2 separate regions of the Homo sapiens genome follow, and region 1 is linked to region 2. The links are chromatin contacts, found by Hi-C or POLR2A ChIA-PET in ENCODE. All regions are on one chromosome and are shown on one strand. The core of a region is the stretch at or near the end of the contact, and the rest is flanking DNA. Distances in the headings are between cores, read along the strand shown. Region 1 has its middle 27 kb from the start of LINC00370. Region 2 holds the start of LINC03061 (long intergenic non-protein coding RNA 3061).

Region 1 (6,624 bases), core at 2,841-5,340, 45 kb after region 2:
TTCAAGTGTAAATATTGAAGGAAATATGCATCTGTGGTTTAGGGGGAGTTTTGAACTGAAGATAGGCATTTGGGAGTCCTCAGAATAGGGGTGTTATTTAAAGGAGTGCCTGAAGTCACCAGGGGAATTCATGAGGATAAAGAAGGGAACCAGGCCCAGAATCCTGGCATGCTCCAGTGCTGGGAAGTTGGTAGTGATGTGGAGGAATCATCGAAGGAGACCAAGATGCAGCAACTGAGAAGCAGAAGAAAACACAGAAAGTCTTTTTGGTTTTTCATGGATTTACAAATTAAATATGTGAGGCACTGCTGAAAACTCAAAGAGAGGAAGGCTTCGAATTGCTCATTGTGAGCAGCAACATGGAAGCCATCAGCACCGGTCCAGAGTGGCTTCAGCAGAAGGGAGAGTGAGAGCGGAAGAAAGTGTGAGACAGGATGGAGGGGAATGGGAGATAACAGAAGAGAAAGTGTAGGGAGCTTTGCCGTCGAGGGAGAAGAGAAATGAGCAAGCAGTCGGAGCAATGGGATGCAGAAAATAACTGCACATTTAGATGGTGATAAGAATGATTCCGCGGAGAACGAGAGCGGACGATGGAGAAGAACAAACTTCTAATTAGCCATAGGAAGGTCCTATGGGATGAACTGGGTTTTACCCTTAATAGGTCACTTGCCACCTTTGACTAAGCCCTTAAGCATCTTGAAAAGTCTGAGTCTCCCTGCAATGCAAGTTCTCTCCAGCTCTGGTCTTGATCTTCTGTGCTAGGCCTTCAATCTCAAAAGTGGGATCACCAGTTAATTTTCTGAGTTCTCAGAGAGCATTTCTACTCCTGCCTCTATAGCCAGAAGTGGGACCAAACCCCTTATTTCACTGATACTAAATTATCTTAAAATTATTCATAAAATTTGTTGACCAAATACCTACTCCCATGGCTACTTCTCCTATTATTTCTGTAGACCCTTCACTCTCTCTGCACCATTCACACAACCATTCACAACCCATGGTCTGGAAGCTCTCTAACCTAGGATGTGTTGCGGGTGCTGGAAAGTTTTACCAGCAGGAGACTGCATATGACTATTATCTAGACACAAATATGCCACTCCCTCCTGTCAGGTCTTCCCAAGGTCTGAGGCCCTCAACCCTTTGCTTTTTGAATGCAGCTGACTTTTCAGACACATTCACAGCATTTTCATCCACCCTCTGTCATGCACAGTCCACCACAATCCTACACTCAAAGGAGCACACTCACCTCTTAGGGACCCAGTCGTTAGCTCACAGATGTAGCAAATCTGAGGAGGAGCTGACTGGCCTCCTTACGGCTGGGTTGCTGTCGTGCTGGTTGAAATGTTTGCACTGGGCCGGCGGGGAGTGGGGCCTTTCAGGACTCCCTCATTGTCCTCTGGTGCTCTACAGACTCCCATGGGCAGTGTGGGAGGCACTGCCCAAGCGGCCCTGGGAACACCTGCAAGCTCCTTCACAGCCTGAACTGCTCATCAACTGCTCAGACCTCCTCAAAGCATAACTTAGTTCTAGATACTCTGGAGTGTTAAACTAATACTGTTTTTCTTTCCTGAGGAGCAACGTGGATGAACAGAGGCTAGATTCCAGAGCCCAGAGACGTTAATGGATGTGCAGGAGATGGAGAAATAGAATCTACAAGGAAAGTGAAACGAACAAGCTTGGAAAGCAGGAACGCTTCAAGAATTTGATGTACAGCAAGATGGTTATTTATCAAAAAGAGAAAAGGGCAAGAAAAAGTTGGGGAAGCCAAGTTCAAATGTGCTTTATTTATTTGGTTATTCCTTGGTAATAAATTCATAGCAATAACCCGTGGTGTGTTGATAAATGTTTGGCAAACAGCTGTCCAGGAAAATAAAGAAGCCCTGATTAGCAGCAGTCGCCAATTTCTATGGTGTAACTGATCACATCATGGCTGTTTTCCAGCTACCAAGATGATACCCCTCACTGAAGAGGGTTAAGACATGATGTGCACAACTAGCTTTTGTGAGCTGGTCAAAGCTGTCTCCAGCATACCCTGAAATAACTAGTATTTATCATGATTGCATGTCGCAGGGCAGGATTTTGCAGGGTGGACCCTGAGTCTATGATTTGGATGCACTTGATTTATTAAGGGCATGTTTCCATGGGGTCTTGTGAGGCAGGGAGAGAACAGGACAGAGATGGGAAGGCAGGCAGGCAGGGGAGTGATGCCGAAGGTTGCTTCCTTTGGGAGACTTGGGAGGACAAACTATGCCTCTGGGTTTTCCCAGGTCTTGCACAGAAAGTTCTTCAGGATGTCACCTATTCTGGTTGGGAGGTAATGGTGTGGCAGCTGAATGCTGTATTGCCTTCTCCAGCTCAAGATGCAGGGGGAAGAGTGACCCCCTTCACCAGCAGCTTGGGAGGCGGGGGGAGCAGAGCCTTTATTGCAAAGGTTAACCCTGTGTTGGGTTTTGTAGGATTAACCGGGGCTATAAAAGACAAAAATTGTGGGGACGGAATTTCAGGGACAGAGCAGAGCATGTGCTTATCCAAAATGATCGGTTTCAAGCCTGACTGCACCTTAGGATCACATGGGAAGCCCTAAAAATGTAGACCCTGAGCCCTGCCATCAAAATCTAAGACTGATTACTTTACACATTGGTAATTTTTTTTTCTTTGAGACAGAGTCTCACTCTGTTGTCCAAGCTGGAGAGCAGTGGCGTGATCTCAGTTCACTGCAACCTCTGCCTCCTGGGTTCAAGTGATTCTCCTCCTTCAGTCTCCCAAGTAGCTGGGACTACAGGAATGTGCCACCACACCAGCTAACTTTTTATGTATTTTTAGTAGAGATGGGGTTTCACCATGTTAGCCAGGATGGTCTTGATCTCCTGACCTCATGGTCCGCCCACCTCAGCCTCCCAAAGTGCTTGGATTAGAGGTGTGAGCCACTGCACCTGCCCACGTTGGTAATTGTTAAAGCTCTCAATGATTTGTCTGTGTTGTCAAGGTTGAGGATCGGTATAACAAAACTCTGAAGCAACAGAGCATTTTTTGAGAACTAAAATAGTTTAGTAGTGAAGCACGTGGTGGTGGTGGTGTGTGTGTGTGTGTGTATTTATGTGCGTCTATAATGGAATACCTTGCATGATACTGTTTTATATGTTATATTCAGTTGCATTTTGTACATAAATAATTTTGGCAGAGCTACCCATATAGATACAGAATAAAAGTATTTCAAATCCAATTCAATTTTTATGGTTTTTTTTCAAAAAGGCTATTATTTTATTCAACACTCATTAAACTCCTCCTTTCATAAATCTGGTCATATTTATACTCAGTTAAGTACTTGACTACTAAATTGTATTATTCTCTAATTACTTCTTGCCCACAAATCTTCTTGTTCAGGTTATAAGTTCTATTAGAGAAGCATGACGCCATCATATTTTTCTTGAGTTCTCCATGACCAGGCCCTCACTGAGGGAGGGGGGCACCCTCTTTCCTGGGGGCCAGTGAGGAGTCTGACAGGTTGTAGATCTACCTAAGATTTCCAGTCTGTAATTCAGCATATTGCATCCAAATAAAGTATCTCATTTTAGAAAAAGACACCATTTTAGGAAAAGATGGCAGCAATTTGATGATTGGCCTCCTTCGTTTTAAAATAATTTATAAGTTTTAGGTGAAAAGCTAGAGGTCCTAGTTGCTTTAGTATGACAGCTATAAAACCCTGCTTATCCGGACAACATTAAAGACACAACTGTGGCTGTCTGTGTTTTGGTCAATCACTTTTTCTGGTAGTGTCAAACCTGTGTTATTATCTACCACATGCCCCATGTTGTAGAGCTGTGTTTACATTGTGCTAAATTAAGCAGCAGTTGGGCAAATACTTGCACAATATGATCAATAACTATACTTAATACAGTCACTACTTGGTAATATTGTCAGAAAATTTAATTTGTTCTTAGCGGAAGAAAATAATTGGCTTTGCCATATTGCCTAGCATAATTTGGAAGAAAGTGTGCAGGTGTAGTTAGCAACCTATGCAGAACGATCAATCAGACTCACAGCTGAAGGACCTTGGTGAGATGACGTCATTGTACAGATCCAAAACGCTGCACGAGACGACCTTGGTTCCCATCATTTTCCAGCCCTAGCGGTGTGCTCTAAAGAGCTAACGTTTATCTTAACTGTTTTGAATTCAGCTCAGTAGGAGATCTCACTGAAGGAACAGGCAAACAGCGCAACTTCCTCTGATAAGGTAAATATTGTGTTAAGATAATTGTTAACTTTGGAATGAGCACCACTGCAGGGTATGTTTAACCGCCAGCCCAAACTGTACACACCTCTCTCATTAAGCAAACCTCCCCTCCTCACAACACAAGGCTGCTGAGAGCAAACTAAGTACAAATAGGCCTGATTCCATGTTACAGTAAAGCCCTGGATCATATTCAGGATGAAGTGTGGGAAATTTTTCACCTTAGTACCAAAAGTGTCCCCAACGGTTTAAAGAATATTTAATTAATAATGACAACCATTATTTGAGGACATACAGTCTGCAAGGCCTGTCCTGCCCTTTACAAATAGCTTACATTTTACTTCTCAAAACAATCACAAACATAAAAGTCCTGAGAGAATATGTAACAGGTCAAATGCCTCCTGCACCAAGAAGTCTCCTGGGATGTTCCATGGATCAGACAGGCTGCCCCTCTTGGGACATTTCATGGCCCTGTCACCCTCCTCATGCACTGAATGCATCTGTGACCATACTTCTACCCTGAACTGTAATTATTTGTCTTTCATCATTATAATTCAAACTCCAGGAGACAGATGATTGCATCTTTTTGAGAGTCAGATGTTACTTTTTAAGTCTGCCTGGAGACTCTCCTTCAAGAATTGCCCCCTCCCCCTCCCTCTCCCCCGCCCTCTCCCTCGTCTCCCACTTTCCACGGTCTCCCTCTGATGCCCAGCTGAGGCTGGACTGTACTGCCGCCATCTCGGCTCACTGCAACCTCCCTGCCTGATTCTCCTGCCTCAGCCTGCCGAGTGCCTGGGATTGCAGGCACACGCCGCCACGCCTGACTGGTTTTTGTATTTTTTTGGTGGAGACGGGGTTTCCCCATGTTGGTCGGGCTGGTCTCCAGCTCCTGACCGCAAGTGATCTGCCCGCCTGGGCCTCCCGAGGTGCCGGGATTGCAGACGGAGTCTCGCTCACTCAGTGCTCAATGTTGCCCAGGCTGGAGTGCAGTGGCGTGATCTCGGCTCGCTAAAACCTCCACCTCCCAGCCGCCTGCCTTGGCCTCCCAAAGTGCCCAGATTGCAGCCTCTGCCCGGCCGCCATCCCGTCTGGGAAGTGAGGAGCGTCTCTGCCTGGCCGCCCATCGTCTGGGACGTGAGGAGCCCCTCTGCCCGGCCGCCCAGTCTGGGAAGTGAGGAGCACCTCTTCCCGGCCGCCATCCCGTCTAGGAAGTGAGGAGCGTCTCTGCCCGGCTGCCCATCGTCTGAGATGTGGGGAGCACCTCTGCCCCGCCACCCCGTCTGGGATGTGAGGAGTGCCTCTGCCCGGCCGCCCCGTCTGGGATGTGAGGAGTGCCTCTGCCCAACTGCCACCCCGTCTGGGAGGTGAGGAGTGTCTCTGCCCGGCCACCCTGTCCCAGAAGTGAGGAGCCCCTCCGCCCAGCAGCCACCCCGTCTGGGAAGTGAGGAGCGTCTCTGCCTGGTCACCCATCGTCTGGGAAGTGAGGAGCGTCTCCGCCCGGCAGCCGCCCCGTCCAGGAGGTGGGGGGCAGCCCTCGCCCGGCCAGCTGCCCCATCCGGGAGGGAGGTGGGGGGCAGCCCCCGCCCGGCCGCCCCGTCTGGGAAGTGAGGAGCCCCTCTGCCCTACCGCCACCCCGTCTGGGAGGTGTACCCAACAGCTCATTGAGAACGGGCCATGACGACGATGGCGGTTTTGTCAAATAGAAAAGGGGGAAATGTGGGGAAAAGAAAGAGAGATCAGATTGTTACTGTGTCTGTGTAGAAAGAAGTAGACATAGGAGACTCCATTTTGTTCTGTACTAAGAAAAATTCTTCTGCCTTGGGATGCTGTTAATCTATAACCTTACCCCCAACCCCATGCTCTCTGAAACATGTGCTGTGTCCACTCAGGGTTAAATGGATTAAGGGCGGTGCAAGATGTGCTTTGTTAAACAGATGCTTGAAGGCAGCATGCTCCTTAAGAGTCATCATCACTCCCTAATCTCAAGTACCCAGGGACACAAACGCTGCGGAAGGCAGCAGGGCCCTCTGCCTAGGAAAACCAGAGACCCTTGTTCACATGTTTATCTGCTGACCTTCCCTCCACTATTGTCCTATGACCCTGCCAAATCCCCCTCTCTGAGAAACACCCAAGAATGATCAATAAATACTAAAAAAAAAAAGAAAAAAGAAAAAGAATTGCCATAGATTACATAGATCATAGATAGATAGATAGATAGATAGATAGACAGATAGGTAGATATATATAGATGGACAGATAGGCATATAGATATATAGATAATAGACATGCAGATAGGCAGAGAGATAGATGATTGATTGATTGATAGATAGTTAGACAGATAAATAGATAGATTGACAGGGTGACAGATAGATGGATAGACAGACAGATAGATA
Region 2 (6,759 bases), core at 1,989-4,488:
TACACTACAGACAATAAATTTAAAAGAAATGATCACATTAAGACATCACCATTTTGTAACTCTCTTTTTTTTATGTATTTAGTCAGATTAGTCATCTACCTTTACAAAGAAAAGAGATGGCTAGACAATGTACACCTCCTAATAACAAATATAATTCTGCCTACAAGTATTTTTGAATACAGAGTAAAATACAGTAAATAAAACCCAAATCCTACTAAAAGTTTAGGTTTACTAGTTTATAAGAAATTCAGGTTTCAAAGGAATTACACAACACAATCTGGACTGTAAAAATTTCTTTAGGACAAACAACCTGTTTCTTCGACCAATAAAATGCAAGGAAAAAGCCAACAAGTTCTATATCTTAAAAGAGGTTTAGGCCAGGCACGGTGGCTCATGCCTGTAATCACAGCACTTTGGGAGGCAGAGGCAGGTGGATCACAAGTTCAGGAGATCGAGACCATCCTGGCTAACATGGTGAAAACTCATCTCTACTAAAAATACAAAAAATTAGCCAGGTGTGGTGGCAGGCACCTGTAGTCCCAGCTACTTGGGAGGCTGAGGCAGGAGAATGGTGTGAACCCGGGAGGTGGAGCTTGCAGTGAGCCAAGATCGCGCCACTGCACTCCAGCCTGGGCAACAGAGCGAGACTCCATCTCAAAAAAAAAAAAAAAAAAGAGGTTTAAAAGATAAATCAATCAACTGCAAGGTATAGATCTCTTTGGGACTTCTGAGTCAGGCAAATTGTAAAAGAAGAAAAGAGAATCAGGAAAATTAGAACACTTAGTAGATATGTAATAGTATTAAGGGGCTGGGCTTAGTGGTTCATGCCTGTAATCGCAGCATTTTGGGAGGCCAAGGCAGGCGGATCACTTGAGGTCAGGAGTTCAAAACCAGCCTGAGCAACATAGTGAAACCCCATTTCTACCAAAAATACAAAAATTAGCCAACCGTGTGGTGCACACCTATAATCCTATCTACTTGGGAGGCTGAGACAGGAGAATCACTTGAACCTGGGAAGCAGAGGTTGCAGTGAGCCAAGAGTGCCCCCACTGCACTCTAACTTGGGCAACAAAGCAAGACTTCAACTTTAAAAAAAAATAGTATTAAGTAATAATTTTTTTTTTTTTTTTGAGACAGAGTCTTGCACTGTCGCCCAGACTGTCATGCAGTGGCAAGATCTCAGCTCACTGCAACCTCTGCCTTCCTGGTCCAAGCGATTCTCTTGCCTCAGCCTCCCTAGTAACGGGAATTACAGGCACCCACCACCACACCTGGCTAATTTTTTGTATTTTTAGTAGAGTGGGGTATCATTATGTTGGCCAGGCTGGTCTCAAATGCCTGACCTCATGATCCACCTGCCTTGGCCTCCCAAAGTGCTGGGATTACAGGCATGAGCCACTGTGCCCTGCCTAAGGAATAATTTTTAATTTTTAAGTATGATAATCATATGGAAATTAACCTTTTGAAAGAGGTCTAAACTTTCAGAGATGTATATTGAAATATTTATGGAGGAAATGATATGATGTCTGGGATTTGCTTCAAAATATTTGGTGAGGGACAGGGTGCAAGATAGGATTATAGAGGACGCAAGACTTGAACTTTCACCCTATTTGGTTGTACTTTCTGAAGTTCTATGGACTAGATAGTCACACAGGGGTTAAGCTGTGTGTTGTGGCTCATGCCTGTAATCCCAGATAAAGGAACAGAAAGGCCTATATGGAAACATTTGAACACCTAGTCAGGCTAATAATTTAGTTCCTCAGAATAAATATATTTGTGAAATGTATATTAAGAGAAGCTAAGCACTGAACAGGGAAGAACAGAATGGAGGAATTAAAAGACCACCGAGTCAGTGCTTTGATCACCTTATTGTCCTAAACCCTTGATATCCCCACACTCATATGCCCACTCAGCTGAATAAAGCCCATGAAGTTACCAGAATATTTAACTATTATATATTATTTCCCAAGCGTTCCCCTTGAAGGAATCACTCCCAGAACCAACCAAGGGGCTTATCAAGATATAATTCCCAATCATGTACACTAAGTCATCTTTCAAAGATAACTTGTGGAGAATACAATTTCTTCATCTAATCCAGGGGGCTTTGGCATTTCTCACCAACTCCCCTCACTGGCAACTGCCTCCCTTCACATGGCTTCAGAGAATTTTCCTGCTAACAGAGATTGCTCAGGAAATAGCTATAAACACCTATTATCTCCCTTCCCAGAGCTTTCTTTAACAATAAGACCCTTCCCTTGGCCATCATTTCCATCATTATTTTGACTTCTCCCTTGTCCCTTAAGTCCAATTAGCTGATTGGAAACCTTCCCACATAATCTGCCATTCTTGCTTCCTTTCCATTCCCAATGCCACTGGATTTGGCTGGACCCCATAGTGAGCGAGGAAGTAAAAAGAGAATAGCTAGGCAGATAGCTAGGTCAAAATTCCTCAGTAGAACTTCCTTTCTCACAAAAAGCAGCCCAAGAAAACACGTGTCTCCTAACAAAGAGCAGCCTGGAAGATTGTGCTGCAAACATAGATAAGGAAGCTGGAAGCTTGCAGCTGGGAGCTGCCGCACTAGAAAGGGGTACCTGGGGCCAGTCATGTGCACCATGAGGGCTCCGCCTCCCACTTTTTTTTTTCTTTTTCTTTTTTTTGCACCTGCACAGTAGGAAAGCAACATGGAGTAGCTCAGGCAAAGGACCCGCCTCCATAATAAAAGGCTGGGATGGGGGCTGCCAGAGATTCGCACTCTATGCTGATGGTACACCTGGTCTTAACTGTTTTTTCACACCCTATGTAGGTAAAATACTGCCTCCCCACTAGGTCACTTATAAAAACTGTCAGGCCTCTGAGCCCAAGCCAAGCCATCGCATCCCCTGTGACTTGCACGTATACGCCCAGATGGCCTGAAGTAACTGAAGAATCACAAAAGAACTGAAAAGGCCCTGCCCCGCCTTAACTGATGACATTCCACCATGGTGATTTGTTCTTGCCCCACCTTAACTGAGTGATTAACCCTGTGAATTTCCTTCTCCTGGCTCAGCAGCTCCCCCACTGAGCACCTTGTGACCCCCGCCCCTGCCCACCAGAGAACAACCCCCTTTGACTGTAATTTTCCATTACCTTCCCAAATCCTATAAAACGGCCCCACCCCATCTCCCTTCGCTGACTCTCTTTTCGGACTCAGCCCGCCTGCCCCCAGGTGAAATAAACAGCCATGTTGCTCACACAAAGCCTGTTTGGTGTCTCTTCACATGGACTCGAGTGAACTTTGATGCCGTGGCTCGGATCGGGGGACCTCCCTTAGGAGATCAATCCCCCGTCCTCCTGCTCTTTGCTCCATGAGAAAGATCCACCTACGACCTTAGGTCCTCAGACCAACCAGCCCAAGAAACATCTCACCAATTTTAAATCCAGTAAGCCGCCTCTTTTTACTCTCTTCTCCAACCTCCCTCACTATCCCTCAACCTCTTTCTCCTTTCAATCTTGGCGCCACACTTCAATCTCTCCCTTCTCTTAGTTTCAATTCCTTTCATTTTCTGGTAGAGACAAAGGAGACACGTTTTATCTGTGGACCCAAAACTCCAGCGCTGGTCACGGACTGGGAAGGCAGCCTTCCCTTGCTGTTTAATCATTGCAGGGACACCTCTCTGATTATTCACCCACGTTTCAAGGGTGTCAGACCATGCAGGGATGCCTGCCTTGGTCCTTCACCCTTAGCGGCAAGTCCCGCTTTTCTGGGGAAGGGGAAAGTACCCCAACCCCTTCTCTCTGTGTCTCTACCCGTTCTCTGCTTTTCTGGGGAAGGGGCAAGTACCCCAACCCCTTCTCTCTGTGTCTCTACCCCTTCCCTGCTTTTCTGGGGAAGGGGCAAGTACCCCAACCCCTTCTCTTCTTGTCTCTACCCCTTCTCTGATTTTCTGGGGCAGGGGCAAGAACCCCTCAACCCCTTCTCCTTCACCCTTAGTGGCAAGTCCCACTTTTCTGGGGGAGGGGAAAGTACCCCTCAACCCCTTCTCCTTCACCCTTAGTGGCAAGTCCCGCTTTTCTAGGGGGCAAGAACCCCCAATCCCTTATTTCCACACCCCGACCTCTTATTTCTGTGACCCAATCCCTTATTTCCACACCCCAACCTCTTATCTCTGTGCCCCAATCCCTTATTTCCATGCCCCAACCCCCCTTCCCACTTTTCTAGGGGGCAAGAACCCCCAATCCCTTATTTCCACACCCTGACCTCTTATCTCTGTGCCCCAATCCCTTATTTCTGTGCCCCAACCCTTTCTCTGCTTTTCTGGAGGGCAAGAAACCCCCACCCCTTCTCCGTGTCTCTACTCTTTTCTCTGGGCTTGCCTCCTTCACTATGGGCAAGCTTCCACCTTCCATTCCTCCTTCTTCTCCCTTAGCCTGTATTCTTAAGAACTTAAAACCTCTTCAACTCTCACCTGACCTAAAATCTAAGTGTCTCATTTTCTTCTGCAATGCCTCTTGACCCCAATACAAACTCTACAGTAGTTCCAAATAGCCGGAAAACGGCACTTTCAATTTTTCCATCCTACAAGATCTAAATAATTCTTGTCATAAAATGGGCAAATGGTCTGAGGTGCCTGACATCCAGGCATTCTTTTACACATCAGTCCCTTCCTAGTCTCTGTGCCCAGTGCAACTCATTCTGAATCTTCCTTCTTTCCCTCCCGCCTGTCCCCTCAGTCCCAACCCCAAGCGTCACTGAGTCTTTCTAATCTTCCTTTTCTACAGACCCATCTGACCTCTCCCCTCCTTGCCAGGCCAAGCTAGGTCCCAATTCTTCCTCAGCCTCCGCTCCTCCACCCTGTAATCTTTTTATCGCCTCCCCTCCTCACACCTGGTCTGGCTTACAGTTTCGTTCTGTGACTAGCCCTCCCCCACCTGCCCAGCAATTTACTCTTAAAAAGGTGGCTGGAGCCAAAGGCATAGTCAAGGTTAATGCTCCTTTTTCTTTATCCCAAATCAGAAGCGTTTAGGCTCTTTTTCATCAAATATAAAAACCCAGCCCAGTTCATGTCTCGTTCGGCAGCAACCCTGAGATGCTTTACAGCCCTAGACCCTAAAAGGTCAAAAGGCCATCTTATTCTCAATACACATTTTATTACCCAATCTGCTCCCGACATTAAATAAAACTCCAAAAATTAGAATCTGGCCCTCAAACCCCACAACAGGACTTAATTAACCTCACCTTCAAGGTGTACAATAATAAAAAAAAGGAAGTTGCAATTCCTTGCCTCCACTGTGAGACAAACCCCAGCCACATCTCCAGCACACAACAACTTCCAAATGCCTGAACCGCAGTGGCCAGACATTCCTCCAGAACCTCCTCCCCCAGGAGCTTGCTGCAAGTGCCAGAAATCTGACCACCAGGGCAAGGAATGCCTGCAGCCCAGGGATTCCTCCTAAGCCATGTCCCATCTGTGCGGGACCCCACTGGAAATCGGACTGTTCAACTCACCTGGCAGCCACTCCCAGCGCCCCTGGAACTCTGGCCCAAGGCTCTCTGACTGACTCCTTCTTGGCTTAGTGGCTGAAGACTGACGCTGCCTGATCGCCTCAGAAGCCCTGTAGACCACCATGGACACCGAGCTTTAGGTAACTCTCACAGTGGAGGGTAAGTCTGTCCCCTTCTTAATCAATATGGAGGCTACCCACTCCACATTACCTTCTTTTCAAGGGCCTGTTTCCCTTGCCTCCATAACTGTTGTGGGTATTGACAGCCAGGCTTCTAAACCTCTTAAAACTCCCCAACTCTGGTGCCAACTTGAACAACACTCTTTTATGCACTCTTTTTTAGTTATCTCCACCTGCCCAGTTCCCTTATCAGGCCGAGATATTTTAACCAAATTATCTGCTTCCCTGACTATTCCTGGACTACAGCTGCATCTCATTGCTGCCCTTCTTCCCAATCCAAAGCCTCCTTTGCGTCCTCCTCTTGTATTCCCCCACCTTAACCCACAAGTATAAGATACCTCTACTCCCTCCTTGGCGACCGATCATGCACCCCTTACCATCTCATTAAAACCTAATCACGCTTACCCGACTCAATGCCAATATCCCATCCCACAGCATGCTTTGAAAGGATTAAAGCCTGTTATCACTCACCTGCTACAGCATGGCCTTTTAAAGCCTATAAACTCTCCTTACAATTCCCCCGTTTTACCTGTCCTAAAACCAGACAAGGCTTACAACTTAGTTCAGAATCTGTGCCTTATCAACCAAATTGTTTTGCCTATCCACCCCGTGGTGCCAAACCCATATACTCTCCTATCCTCAATACCTCCCTCTACTACCCATTATTCTGTTCTGGATCTCAAACATGCTTTCTTTACTATTCCTTTGCACTCTTCATCTCAGCCTCTCTTTGCCTTCACTTAGACTGACCCTGACACCCATTAGGCTCAGCAGCTTACCTGGGCTGTGCTGCCGCAAGGTTCCAGGGACAGCCCTCATTACTTCAGCCAAGCTCTTTCTCATGATCTACTTTCTTTCCACCCCTCCACTTCTCACCTTATTCAATATATTGATGACCTTCTTCTTTGTAGCCCCTCCTTTGAATCTTCTCAACAAGACATACTTCTGCTCCTTCAGCATTTATTCTCCAAAGGATATCGGGTATCCCCCTCCAAAGCTCAAATTTCTTCTCCATCCGTTACCTACCTCGGCATAATTCTTCACAAAAACACAGGTGCTCTCCCTGCTGATGGTGTCTGATTAATCTCCCAAACCTCA

What was found. A loop is a pair of places that touch in the nucleus more often than their neighbours do. ChIA-PET counts read pairs that join two places held with the same protein, here RNA polymerase II (POLR2A).
Region 1: a loop to region 2 is called in a map of Caco-2, with 4 times the contacts of the local background. The contact joins the enhancer-like site here to the promoter of LINC03061 in region 2. A Hi-C loop is called at or near these places in 2 of 168 maps with a recorded cell type or tissue (Caco-2 and endothelial cell of hepatic sinusoid). POLR2A ChIA-PET finds 5 or more read pairs at or near these places in 2 of 52 experiments (OCI-LY7 and WTC11).

What each region holds. Positions count from the first base shown.
Region 1 is chr13:109,306,006-109,312,629 of GRCh38, forward strand. No RefSeq gene overlaps it. Among named protein-coding and RNA genes, the nearest start is that of LINC00370, 27 kb to the left of the region's middle. Within about 2 kb of position 4,091, at least 2 of the 41 ENCODE cell types and tissues checked have a DNase peak (open chromatin) inside an H3K27ac peak, as active enhancers do.
Region 2 is chr13:109,262,249-109,269,007 of GRCh38, forward strand. It overlaps LINC03061 (long intergenic non-protein coding RNA 3061), which reads left to right and starts at 3,239. Exons shown (of 2, transcript NR_185883.1): 1 at 3,239-3,419; 2 at 5,363-6,759. RefSeq lists an enhancer at 5,023-5,981.